2 separate regions of the Homo sapiens genome follow, and region 1 is linked to region 2. Evidence: chromatin contacts called from ENCODE Hi-C or POLR2A ChIA-PET data. All regions are on one chromosome and are shown on one strand. Each heading gives the region's core, a stretch centred on a gene start or an enhancer-like site at or near the end of the contact. The rest is flanking DNA. Distances are from core to core; before and after follow the strand shown.

What was found. Hi-C counts contacts between places; a loop is a spot of excess contacts on that map. ChIA-PET counts read pairs that join two places held with the same protein, here RNA polymerase II (POLR2A). Pooled maps may share reads with other maps.
Region 1: a map of dorsolateral prefrontal cortex shows a loop between it and region 2 (7-fold over the local background). The contact joins the promoter of ALKBH2 here to the promoter of SVOP in region 2. A Hi-C loop is called at or near these places in 4 of 168 maps with a recorded cell type or tissue (K562, dorsolateral prefrontal cortex and posterior cingulate gyrus), 1 of 37 single-sample maps with no recorded cell type and 6 of 50 pooled maps. POLR2A ChIA-PET finds 5 or more read pairs at or near these places in 6 of 52 experiments (B cell, BJ, Caco-2 and 3 more).

The regions. Positions count from the first base shown.
Region 1 is chr12:109,089,512-109,095,463 of GRCh38, reverse strand. It overlaps ALKBH2 (alkB homolog 2, alpha-ketoglutarate dependent dioxygenase), which reads left to right and starts at 1,992. Exons shown (of 4, transcript NM_001145374.2): 1 at 1,992-2,217; 2 at 2,527-2,957; 3 at 5,257-5,455. The coding sequence starts at 2,678.
Region 2 is chr12:109,019,800-109,026,032 of GRCh38, reverse strand. SVOP (SV2 related protein) reads left to right here and starts at 4,965. Exons shown (of 16, transcript NM_018711.5): 1 at 4,965-5,199. The coding sequence starts at 5,165. It also overlaps a transcript of USP30 not described here.

The DNA of each region.
Region 1 (5,952 bases), core at 743-3,242, 72 kb before region 2:
TAGGCATTATTTACCCAAGGGAAATGAAAAACTATATTCACAAAGCTTGTATGTGAATGTTTATAGTGATTTTACTCATAGTAACCTAAAATCAGAGAAACAACCCTATGTGGGGCCTACTCCTGTGGGGCATCCCTTCTATACCAGTAATAAAAAGGAACAAATAAGTAATACAAATGTGCATATACGACTGGGCACAGCGGCTCATGACTGCAATTCCAGCACTTTGGGAGGCCAAGGCAGGCGGATTTCTTCAGCTCACCAGCTGAAGACTATGGAGACCAGCCTGGGCAACATGGCAAAAACCCATCTCTACAAAAAATACAAAAATTAGCCGGGTGTAGTGGTGCATGCCTGTAGTCCCAGCTACTTGGGAGGCTGAGGTGGGAGTGGAGCCTGGGAAGTGGAGGTTGCAGTGAGCCGAGATCATGCAACTGCACTCCAGCTTAGGCAGTAGAGCCAGACCTTGTCTCACAAAAAAAAGCGGGGAGGTGGGGGGGCGCATAAATGAATCTTAAAAGCAATATGCTTAAGTGAAAGAAGTCCCACAAAGGCATTTCTCATAGAGGCTGAGAGGTCCGAGGTTGAGGGGCTGCATCTGGTGAAAACCCTCTTGCTGGTGGGGACTCTGTTGAGTCCTGAAGCCGTGTAGGGCATCACATCGCGAGGGGCCTGAGTGTGCTAGCTCAGGTCTCTCTTCTTCCTTTTATAAAGCCACCAGTCCCACTCCCACGGTAACCCATTAACCCATTAACCCCTGAGCCCATTAATCTATTAATTCATTTATGAGGACATTATGACAGAGCTCTCATGTCCCAATCACCTCTTCAAGGCCCCACCTCTCAATACTGCCACACTGAGGATTAAATTTCAACGCGGATTTTGGAGGAACAGATATTCAAACCACGGCAATTCCCTGTATATGAAATTCTGGAAAAGGCAAAACTATAGGGAGAGAAGACAGATCAGTGGTTGCTGATGCTGGGTGATGGGCGAAGTTGATTAAGAGGCTGGAGCAGTTTTATGGAGGGACGGAACTGTCTTAGATCTTGATTGTGGTGGTGATCATACAATATTGTACATTTGTTGAAATCTGTCAAAACAAAGCCTCTGATCTCATGGAGCTTTCGTTCCATTGAGGGGAGACAGAGTAAATAAAAATTAGGAGCCGGTCGTGGTGGCTCACGCCTGTAATCCCAACAATTTGGGAGGCCCAGGTGGGAGGATCACTTGAGCCCAGGAGCTTGAGACCAGCCTGGGCAACATAGCAAGGCCCTATCTCTACTAAAAATAATAAAAAAATTATTTAGGGTGGGGTGGGATGTGCCTGTAGTCCCAGCTACTCCAGAGGCTGAGACGGGAGGATCGCTCTAACCCAGGAGTTCAAGGCTGCAGTGAGCTATGATCATGCCATTGCATTCCAGCTTGGGCAACAGAGTGAGATCCTGTCTCAAAAAAACAAAACAAACAAGAACAACATCAAAAAACAAGAAAACAAAGAAAAACGAGCAATAATGGAACCAACATTTATTTAGAGGACAGAGCATTTCTCATGCATCCTGTCATCTCCTCAGGCGCTCTCATGACATAGGTGCTGTAGTCCGCACTTCACAGATGAGGCAACTTAACCCCAGAGAGGTTAAGTGACCTGTGGGAGGCCACACAGCCAGGGCGGAGGAGACAGAAACAGAATCCACGATATCCGACTGCAGAACTCCTGCTCCCACTCGTGACAATATACTGGTGGCCCAACGCCCTTTCCGGACACCAAAGTAACCCTCACTGAGAAGTGACGCCAAGCCACAGTTCTCACCCCAGCCGTGATTCTCGACAGTGGCCCAACAGGTGATCAACGGGAAAGCGGCAGTGCTTGCCACACACGGGAGGCCAGCAGGTGGCACCAGGGGGCCGCCCGGCTGCTCTCTTTGCGCCCTAGCCTGCCGTAGTTCCCAGCGTGCTCCGGAAGTGACGCGACCGATTCGCTGGGGCGCGTCTTTCCCACCACGAGGCCACCAGGGTGACTGCGGGATTCCGATCTGCGCCGGAGCTGCGATGCTAGAGCACTCTTGCCACCCCCACCCCACGGACGTGTTGCAGTGATATCAGAATTTTGCGTGCGGTTTACCCGTGTTTAACCTCTTTGCGTCTCGCTTCTGAATCGTATCCACTTGAGCATCACTAGACTGATCTATTTTAACACTGGTGGGGGGCAGCGAGGTCAGTTATGGGTCCTTCCTCCTTAAAGGGGTGGACAGTTGACTTTGGGCAAACCTCTTCGCCTCTGTGGGCAACAGTTTCCCCTTCTGCAAAATGAGGGTTTGGATTGTAGTTTCTAAGTTTAGCTGTGGCGTGCGAATTCCCAGGAGGTAGTTCTTTAAAAATTCAGGTGCTCAGGCGTGGAGTGCAGACCTCTGGGTTTTTGCAAGCTAGCCAGCTGATTCTGATGCACAGGTGGACGTGGGAGACCCTGGATCAGATTGTCCCTAGGGTCCCTTCCGGCTTTAACATCTTCTGTTTCCTTTCTAGGACATGGTTTTAAACTTTAAAATGAAAATGTGAAACTAGGAATGTTGCTGTGAGACCCCTTGGACAAACAGATTTTTGCACTGGGGATAGAACTTGAGCAATTTCTGTCTTGGCCTCGCCACTGACGTCCCTTCTTTCCTGTGGGGACAGGATGGACAGATTCCTGGTGAAAGGGGCTCAAGGGGGCCTTTTGAGGAAGCAGGAGGAGCAAGAGCCAACTGGAGAAGAGCCAGCTGTGTTGGGAGGAGACAAAGAAAGCACAAGGAAGAGGCCCAGGAGAGAGGCCCCAGGGAATGGAGGCCACTCAGCAGGCCCTAGCTGGCGGCACATTCGGGCTGAGGGCCTGGACTGCAGTTACACAGTCCTGTTTGGCAAAGCTGAGGCAGATGAGATTTTCCAAGAGTTGGAGAAAGAAGTAGAATATTTTACAGGTAAGCAGAGGGGTGTGTGTGTGTGTGTGTGTGCATTGAGGGCTTGTTTGGTGCAATTAATGATCGTATGTTTGGAGAAATCTGAACTCAGGATCCATTATTTACTGATGGGTTCACTAATGGATTCATCCAATATTCTCTGAGCACCTCTGGGCTAAGCCCCTTAGGTGCTTGGGACATAAACTTGAAAGAAACTGGATTGCCTGTCTACTAGGAGCTGACAGATGACTCGAGTGAATCTCTCCTTGGCTACTGATGAGTATCTTCTGGGAAAGTTTACAAAACAAAGTAAAAAAACGTGCTGGGTTCTACTGCAGAGCACTTCAATCAGAATCGCTCCGAGTGCAGGCTGACCACTTGTTTGTTTAAAAAGCTTCCAGGTGATTCTCATGGGCAGTCAGGGTTTGAGAATCACTGGTCTCATAGGAGAGATGGCAAATAACCAGGTAATTTCTCCACACCAGTGGTTCTCAGCATCACCTGGTGGACTTGCTGTTGGCAGGACTTGGATTGCTGGACCCTACCCCTGTGGTTTAGTTTAGTTTCTAAGGAGAGTCCAGGTGCTGCTGGTCTGGGGAGCACATGTTGAGAACCACACCTCTATCCTGTAATGAGGACACAAGGATCTGGCAGAGAGGCATAGAAAAGCCCACAGGAAGCTAGGCGTGGTGGCTCGCGCCTGTAATCCCAGCACTTTGGGAGCCCGAGACGGGCGAATCACTTGAGGTCAGGAGTTCGAGACCAGCTTGGCCAATATGGTGAAACCCTATCTCTACTAAAATACAACAACAACAACAAAAAATGAGCTGTGCGTAGTGGTGCATGCCTGTAGTCCCAGCTACTTGAGAGGCTGAGGCAGGACAATCACTTGAAACCGGGAGGCAGAGGTTGCAGTGAGCCGAGATCGCACCACTGCACTCCAGCCTGGGCAACAGAGTGAGACTGTGTCTCAAAACAAAACAAAACAAAAAACGAAAGCCCACAGGCCAGGCACGGTGGTACACACCTGTAATCCCAGCTACTCTGGAGGCTGAGGCAGGAGGATCACTTGAGGCCAGGAGTTCAAGTCCAGCCTGGGCAACATAGTGAGACCCCCTCGTCACTTTATTCTTTTATGCTTTGAGACAGGGTCTCGCTCTGTCACCTAGGCTGGAGGGCAGGGGCACGATCTTGGCTCACTGCAGCCTCGTCCGCCTGGGCTCAAGTGATTCTCCCACCTCAGCATCCTAAGTAACTGGGACCACAGATGTACACCACCAAGCCTGGATAATTTTTAAATTATCTGTAGGTCTCACTGTGTTACCCAGGCTGTTAATTGAACTCCTGGCCTTGAGTGATCCTCGCCTTGGCCTCCCAAAGTGCTGGGATTGCAAGCATGAGCCAGCGCGCCTGGCTCACCATCTCTTTAAAAAAAGAAATGCCCACAAGAGACCCCAGCAGTGTGAGCCCCATCTTTCATGGGGTCACATGCCCTTAGTCCCTACAGTTGACAAGCTATCCTAGCCTGTAAACTAACTTTATCGTGTTCCAATTTCAGCCTCTTTATTCTGCCCTTACTGTAGTTAAGGCAGTTAAGTTACAGTGTTCACTAAAAAAATGGCCCAGGACCATGTTTCTCTCCTTGTAGAACAAGAGTCACTGTTCTTACATGAACATTTGGGGCAGTTGGCTTGGTGCAGTGGTGCACACCTATAATCCCAGACTTTGGGAGACTGAGGTGGGCGGACCACTTGAGCCCAGGAGTTCAAGACCAGTCTAGGCAACATGATAAAACCCTGTGTCTTACAAAAAAATACAAAAAAAGTTAGCCGGGCATGGTGGCATGCCCCTGTGGTCCCAGCTACTCAGGAGGCTGAGGCAGGAGGGCTGCTGGAGCCCTGGAGGTGGAGGTTGCAGTGAGCTTACAAAAAAGTTAGCCAGGCATGGTGGCACGCCCCTGTGGTCCCAGCTATTCAGGAGGCTGATGCGGGAGGATTGCTGGAGCACGGGAGGTGGAGGTTGAAGTGCGCTGAGATTGTGCTACTGTACTCCAGCCTGGGTGACACAGGGAGACCCTGTCTCAAAGAAAACAAAACAAAAAGAAAATTTGGGGCAAGCCAAAATGATGATTGAAGAGGGGTTTAAATTGCATGGAATGACGGGGAAATGTTATTCCTTACTTCCCTTTCAATCTTGAATACCCAGGGAGCATGTATGTGGGGCACTGGATTTCTGGTGATGGCAGTGCGGGTTGGGGGGGGCATCTGGATTTCTAGATGGGGGTCAGGTAGAAAGGAACTGCCATGTTTCCTCTGCACAGGAGCACTGGCCAGAGTCCAGGTATTCGGGAAGTGGCACAGTGTGCCCAGGAAGCAGGCAACGTATGGCGACGCTGGGCTGACCTACACATTTTCAGGCCTCACGCTGTCTCCAAAGCCCTGGATCCCAGTTCTAGAGCGCATCCGGGATCACGTCTCTGGGGTGACTGGACAGACCTTCAACTTTGTGCTCATCAACAGGTGACACCCTGTTTAGTGGACTCAATGTTACAAGTCTTCTGTCTCCTCCAAAAGGAAGTGTTTAGGGTTCCACCCTATTTGGTTCATTGGTACAAATCATTTCTTAGTACACTGGGGCTCTAAGAGTGGAATAGCGCCAGCACTCGGTCTTCCTGGATCCTGGAGCTCATCCCGGAGTAGGAAGTGAGAGGTGATTAACTCCTGAACAAACAGCTGAATGAGATAATTTCTTCTTCTCTTTTTCTTTCTTTTTTTTTTTTGAGACAGGGTTTTTCTATGTTGCCCAGGCTTGGTCTCAAACTGCTAGGCTCAAGCGATCCTCCCACCTCAGCCTCCCAAAGTGCTGGGATTACAGGCGTGAACGACTATGCCTGACCCTAGACGATTTCAGACAGTGATAACCATCTTGCAAAAAATTAAACAGGCCGATTTGACTGAGAATGGCTGAGAGGTTTGCGATTAGGGCAAGGTTTCTCAACGGCAGCACTGCAGACATT
Region 2 (6,233 bases), core at 3,716-6,215:
TTTAAAAATAAAATAGTACCAAAAATTTACAACTTAAAAAACGCTTCATGCCAGGGTCAGTGGCTCACACCTGTAATGCCAGCACCTTTGGCCAAGGTGGGAGGATCCCTTGAGCCCAGGAGTTTGAGATCGGCCTGGGCAATGAAGCAAAACTCCATCTCTACAAAAAATACAAAAATTAGCCAGGTGTGGTGGTGCACACTTGTAGTCCTAGCTACTCGGGAGGCTGAGGTGGGAGAATCGCTAGAGCTGGGCTGAGGCAGGAGGATTACTGTCCAGGCTGCAGTGAGCTGTGATCACACCACTGCACTCCAGCCTGGGTGACAGAGCAAGACCCTGTCAAAAAAAAAAAGTGGCAGTTCCACTTCCACCCACTCTCAGTCTTTTAGCTGCTTCTTTTAGTATCTACAGGCAAATTTCTATATGAGATACTCATATGGCTAGTTTTTGTTTTCTCAATTTTGGACATGTTCTGTTGATTTCCATAAACTTGAGGAGGATTTAGTTTTTCCCAATACCATCTATTTTTCTTATCCTTCATAGGCCAGCTAACATTTTAAGGTAGTAGAAAAGATATTGATTTGGGGGCTGGGGGGTGAAGAGAGCAACATAATGATAAGCACTGTATTAGTCAGAGCTCTCCGGATAGACAAAACCAACAAGATAAATAATATCTTCATATAATATAATATATTACATAGATATAAATATAAGGTATCTCTCATATAATACATGAAGGGATTTATCAGGGGAATTGGCCAACATAATTAGGGAGGCTGAGAATTTCCATAACAGACCATTTGCAAGCTAGAAACCCTGGGATGCTGGGCCAAATTCAAGGGCCCAAAAACCCAAGGGGGCCACACATGTAAGTCTTGGTTTCTAAAGACTAAAGAGCCTGCAGTTCTGATGTCCAAGGGCAGGAGAAGAAACAGCTCCTGGAGAAAGAGATCAACTCACCTTTCCTCTGTTTCTGTTCTGTCTGGGCCTCTAGCTGATTTGATGGTGCTCATTCACACATCGAGGGCAGATCTTCCTGAACTTTGTCCACTCAGACTCACACAGCAATCTCCTCTTGAAACACCCTTACAGACACACCAAAAAATGCTGCTTTAGGCTGGTGTGGTGGTTCACGCCTGTAATCCCAGCACTTTGGGGGGCCAAGGCAGGTGGATCACGAGATCAGGAGATCGAGACCATCCTGGCTAACATGGTGAAATCCTGTCAATACTAAAAATACAAAAAATTAGCCCAGGGTGGTGGTGGGCGCCTGTAGTCCCAGCTACTCAGGAGGCTGAGGCAGGAGAATGGCATGAACCTGGGAAGCAGAGCTTGCAGTGAGCTGAGATCGCGCCACTGCACTCCAGCCTGGGAGACAGAGCGAGACTCGGTCTCGGGAAAAAAAAAATGCTGCTTTACCAGTTCTCTAGGTATTCCTTAAACCCACCAAGTTGATACTTAAAATTAATCATTGTGGCCGGGCACGGTGGCTCAAGCCTGCAATCCCAGCACTTTGGGAGGCCGAGGCAGGTTGATTGCTTGAGCTCACGAGTTTGAGGCCAGCCTGGGCAACATGATGATACCCCCTCTCTATAAAAAATACAAAAATTAGCCTGGCATGGTGGCGCACACCTGTAATCCCAGCTATTCGGGAGGCTGAGGTGGGAGGATGGCTTGAGCCTGAAAGGTGGAGGTGGCAATGAGCTGAGATCACACCACCACACTCCAGCCTGGATGATAGAGCCAGATCTTGTCTCAAAAAATAAAATTAAAATAAATTAATTTAACCATTGCAACAGCTAACACTTATTATGTGCCATCCAAGTGTGTGGTCCTTCACCTCCATTTTATCTTTGATTCTGACCACCACCCTATGAAGTAGTTATGGTTATTGATCCCCGTATTTCTGATGAGGAAATGCAAGCACGGAAAGTTAGACAACCTGCTCGAGGTTACCCACCCAGGAAGAGGTGGAGCTGGGAAGAGAGTCCCCAGGACTGAGCCTGCTTTAACCACTCTCCAGTTCCAGGCTGCAAACTCCCTTTTTCCTTTGAAGGAACTTGACTTGGTCTCTGTTGAACATCAAAAAATACTGATTGGCCAGTCGCGGTGGTGATCACACCTGTAATCCCAGCACTTTGGGAGGCCGAGGCAGGTGGATCACAAGGTCAGGAGTTCAAGACCAGCCTGGCCAAGATGGTGAAACCCCGTCTCTACTAGAAATACAAAAAAATTAGCCAGGCATGGTGGCGGGCACCTGTAATCCCAGGTACTTGGGAGGCCGAGGCAGAGAATTGCTTGAATCCGGGAGGTGGAGGTAGCAGTGAGCCGAGATTGCGCCATTGCACTCCAGCCTGGGTGACAGAGAGAGACTCTGTCTCAAAAAAAAAAAAAAAAAAAAAAAGTCCTGATTAAGGCACATGAGTAGAAGCTGAAATGGGATGATAAGGGGGCTATTTATTTATTTATTTATTTATTGAGACAGAGTTTCGCTCTATCACCCAGGCTGGAGTGCAGTGGCGCGATCTCAGCTCATTGCAACCTCTGCTTCCTGGCTTCAAGCGATTTTCCTGCCTCAGCCTCTCGAGTAGCTGGGACTACAGGTCTGTGCCACCACACCTGGCTAAGTTTTTTTATTTTCAAGTGGAGACGAGGTTTTGCCATGTTGGCCAGGCTGGTCTGGAACTCCTGACCTCAAGTGATCCATCCGCCTCGGCCTCCCAGAGTGCTGGGATTATAGGCGTGAGCCATGGTACCCGACCCCTAAGAGGGCTGTTTAGAGTGAGCATAATGAATATTCATAGAGCCCTAGAGAGCCCCACCTGACACCAGGATTGAGGGAAAAGGGGTAATTAAAGCAAAAACCTTCAGAGACATTTGAATCCATAATCGAAAAGGTACCAGGTTGTCCAGCTCCCTTTCCCAGCTATGCAACAATGGGGATACTGACAAGTGTTTGGATTGGATGTCTTTAGATAAGTGTCCACCCTCTTAGCCAATCAGCTGTGGCCAGGAATCATGTGATACCAAATGTAGTGCACAGCAGGGATGGGGGAGAGATTCCTTTAGAAATAAGTGTGGGTGGGACAACTTGTGATTGACTCCAGTATGAGGTGAGAAGGAGCCATGAATAAGTTCAAACTATCATTGTGACAGACACATAGTTGTTGCTCATTAATATTTACTAGATAAATAATACATTGGAGCTTGAGTACCACTGTATAATTGGTTTTCCCAACATTAGATTTGTTTAAAGTTATCCAATGTTTCAATAGTTCCAATTTCTCCTACTATACCCGCAATGGATGGTTTCTTTTGAGACACTCAGAGAAAGCCTAGCATTTAAGGGCGCAGGTTGTGGAGATAGACTGCCGGGGTTTTAAGTCCAGATCAACTCTTTCCTGTCCTCATGACCTTGTGCAAGCAAATCTACCCTTCTCTGAGCCTTGTTTCCTCATCTTACAAAATAAGGATAAAAATCACACCTGCTCATAGGATTGTTGCAAAGATCAAGGGGACCATGGTGAAGTACATATCCGGGTGCCTGGCACACATTCAATTTTGGATTTTCAAGTCCTTTTATGGATTCGATGTGAGATTGTTTTCAGTTCTCAGATTGGTTTTCTTGTTCCCTCTTCCAACTTCCCCCACCCTTTGTCAACAATTAAAGAAAAAAAGAAAAAAATGTTTCCTTCTTCCTTTAGTTCCTTGTAAGTGTCCATTCAACGGTCATTCTCATAGCTTTTGCCAGTTGCCATCATGGATCATCTTAGTAGTTTTCTGTTGTATAATTTTCCAGCTTTTCTTTTCATTTGTTCACACTTGATCAGGGGTTTCCACTTCATGGTGCTGGGGAGCTTTTAAAAAATACCCTGAGGCCGGGCGCAATGGCTCACATCTATAATCCCAGCATTTTGGGAGGCCGAGATGGGAGGATTGCTTGAGGCCAGGAGTTCTAGATCAGCCTGGGCAACAAAGCAAGACCCCATCTCTACAATAAATAAATTAGCTGGGTATGCTGGGATGAGCCTGTGATCCCAGCTACTAGGGAGGTTGAGGTGGGAGGATTGCTTTAGCCCAGGTGGTTGGGGCTGTAATGAGCCATGATCATGCCACTGCAACTCCAGCCTGGGCAACAGAGCAAGAACTTGTCTCAAAAATAAATAAATAAATATTGAAAAAATAAAAAATACCCAGGCTTGGCCTCCACCTCCCGAGAGTTGAGTTCAATTGGTTTGAAATGGAGCCAGGCAATTCTTATATGCAGCCTGAACTGAGAACCATTTATTCAACAAATATTTATGGGGTACCTTCTATGTGCCAGACACTGTTCTAGTACTTGGGACACATCAGTGAAACCTCATGGAGCTTAAGTTCTAAAGGGGTCAGAAATTCTAGTGAGAGGTGGCTTAGGGGAACCATTAAACTATCTAGGATCTTGAAGGCAGAGACTTTATTTTACTCATGTTTTTATTCCCCAGGGTCAGGGCTGTAGAATTCACCCAATAACGCTTGTTGAAAGAATGAGTGATCTTTGGCCTTCTCATACCTAATTTACATTTTTCTTTTCTTGATTCATTTCACTAGACCCTTAGCTCCACGATGACAATGACAGGTCGAATTTGTTCTGTCATACCCCCAGTGCCTATTACAGTGCCTGGCACATAGGTGCTCAGTAAACCGTACTTAAATGCATGCCTGTATTTGTTACAGCAGCCTGGGTTTCAAGAGTGTTATACGGATAACATTAATGAATCCACGCAAATAAACATTTAGACACGCATCGTCAATCAAAGGGTGCTCACTGGTACCCGGACAACCATTTCACAGACTGGTGTGCCCTATAGGCATCCCAGTGATACACCATCAGCCAGAGAGCCTGTGAACTCTTCCAAGCAGAAGGGCTCTCCCTGCCCCCTCTCCCCGCGCAGCTCGCTCTGCCCTCCGCCTCCTCTTCTCCGCCCACTCTCGCCGCGGTCTCCTGGCGGCGGAGGCTTTGTCTCGTGGGCTGGTCCCCAGCGGCTCCCTCCCCGAACAGCTGCTGCTCCAGGGAGGAAGCGGCGCGGGTGCTGTCCAGCTTCCCGGTGCTGAAAACCGGAGGGCTCGTCATCCACCACTACCATGTAAGGGCCATGAGAAGGGCTCATCCTGGCGCAGCGCGGACATGGAGGAGGACTTATTCCAGCTAAGGCAGCTGCCGTGAGTATCATGGGGGCGAGCAAGAGGCAGACAGGCTTTCTTTTAAAAAACGAAAACCTGCAAGGGGGGTGGGGGGGGGTACATCTCTGCATGGTTTCTTGAATTTAAAGGGAACTGTTTCAGAGGAAGGAATTAGGGCCTGGAGGAGACAAGCCATTTTCTTTCCCCAGCAGCCCAGCCTCTGTATCTCTGACTCAGTTCCATTTATCAGATCTGTCAGGACCTTATGGGGGAACCACGGGGGTTATGATTCCCCTTTTAATTGCTCTCAATCCTAAAAGGATTTTCAGATGTGAGCTTTAAGAAAGCATTAGCTGCTGTTTTGAAATGTGGACAGAATTGGTGAGTCTATGCAATGACATCGGTCCTTTCCAGCCCTAATCCTATGCTGTGAAATCCATAATTTTTCTGCAAGGTCTTTTGGAAGGGAATGATACTGATGCTGCAAACTGGTTGATAAAAAAAACTGGGATGCCTTCCTAGAGGAGAGGGTTGGGCAAAGTCCTGTTGTTTATGAAGTGTGTGAATGAGAGGGCTGTGCACGGTCGGTGAAACCTCTTGCCTTCTTCTGAATGAAAGGTTTTTGTAGCAGCTAGCTAGAGTGAGACTCACTGTCGGAACATCAGGAATATACTGCTTTGAGGATGGCGATTTTTAAGAAAAACCAAATTTGCTCTGAGAATCTGGGGGAAATATCAAGCAACCGAAAGGACAGGGGCCTTGTAGAGGGGCTTACAGATTTTTCCTACCACAAGCAGATAGTGATTTGTTAAGTAAATTCCAAGAGTATGAGAGGGGGCATTAAAAAGAACATTGGTGGGGCAGGGGTTGTTTTAATTTTTAGAAGCACTAGCCATTTGAGTGGTAAGAGTAGATTCCCTTTGGGATTGTTAGAAAGGATAAATTATAGTTAGTGTGTGTGTATTTTCTTGATTTTAAAAATGGTGGATTATTTTTTTCTATAATCTACTGAGGAATTCTCCCAAGTGACTTTTAGTGTGACTGATACAGTTCTCTGAGGCTGTGAGTACTGA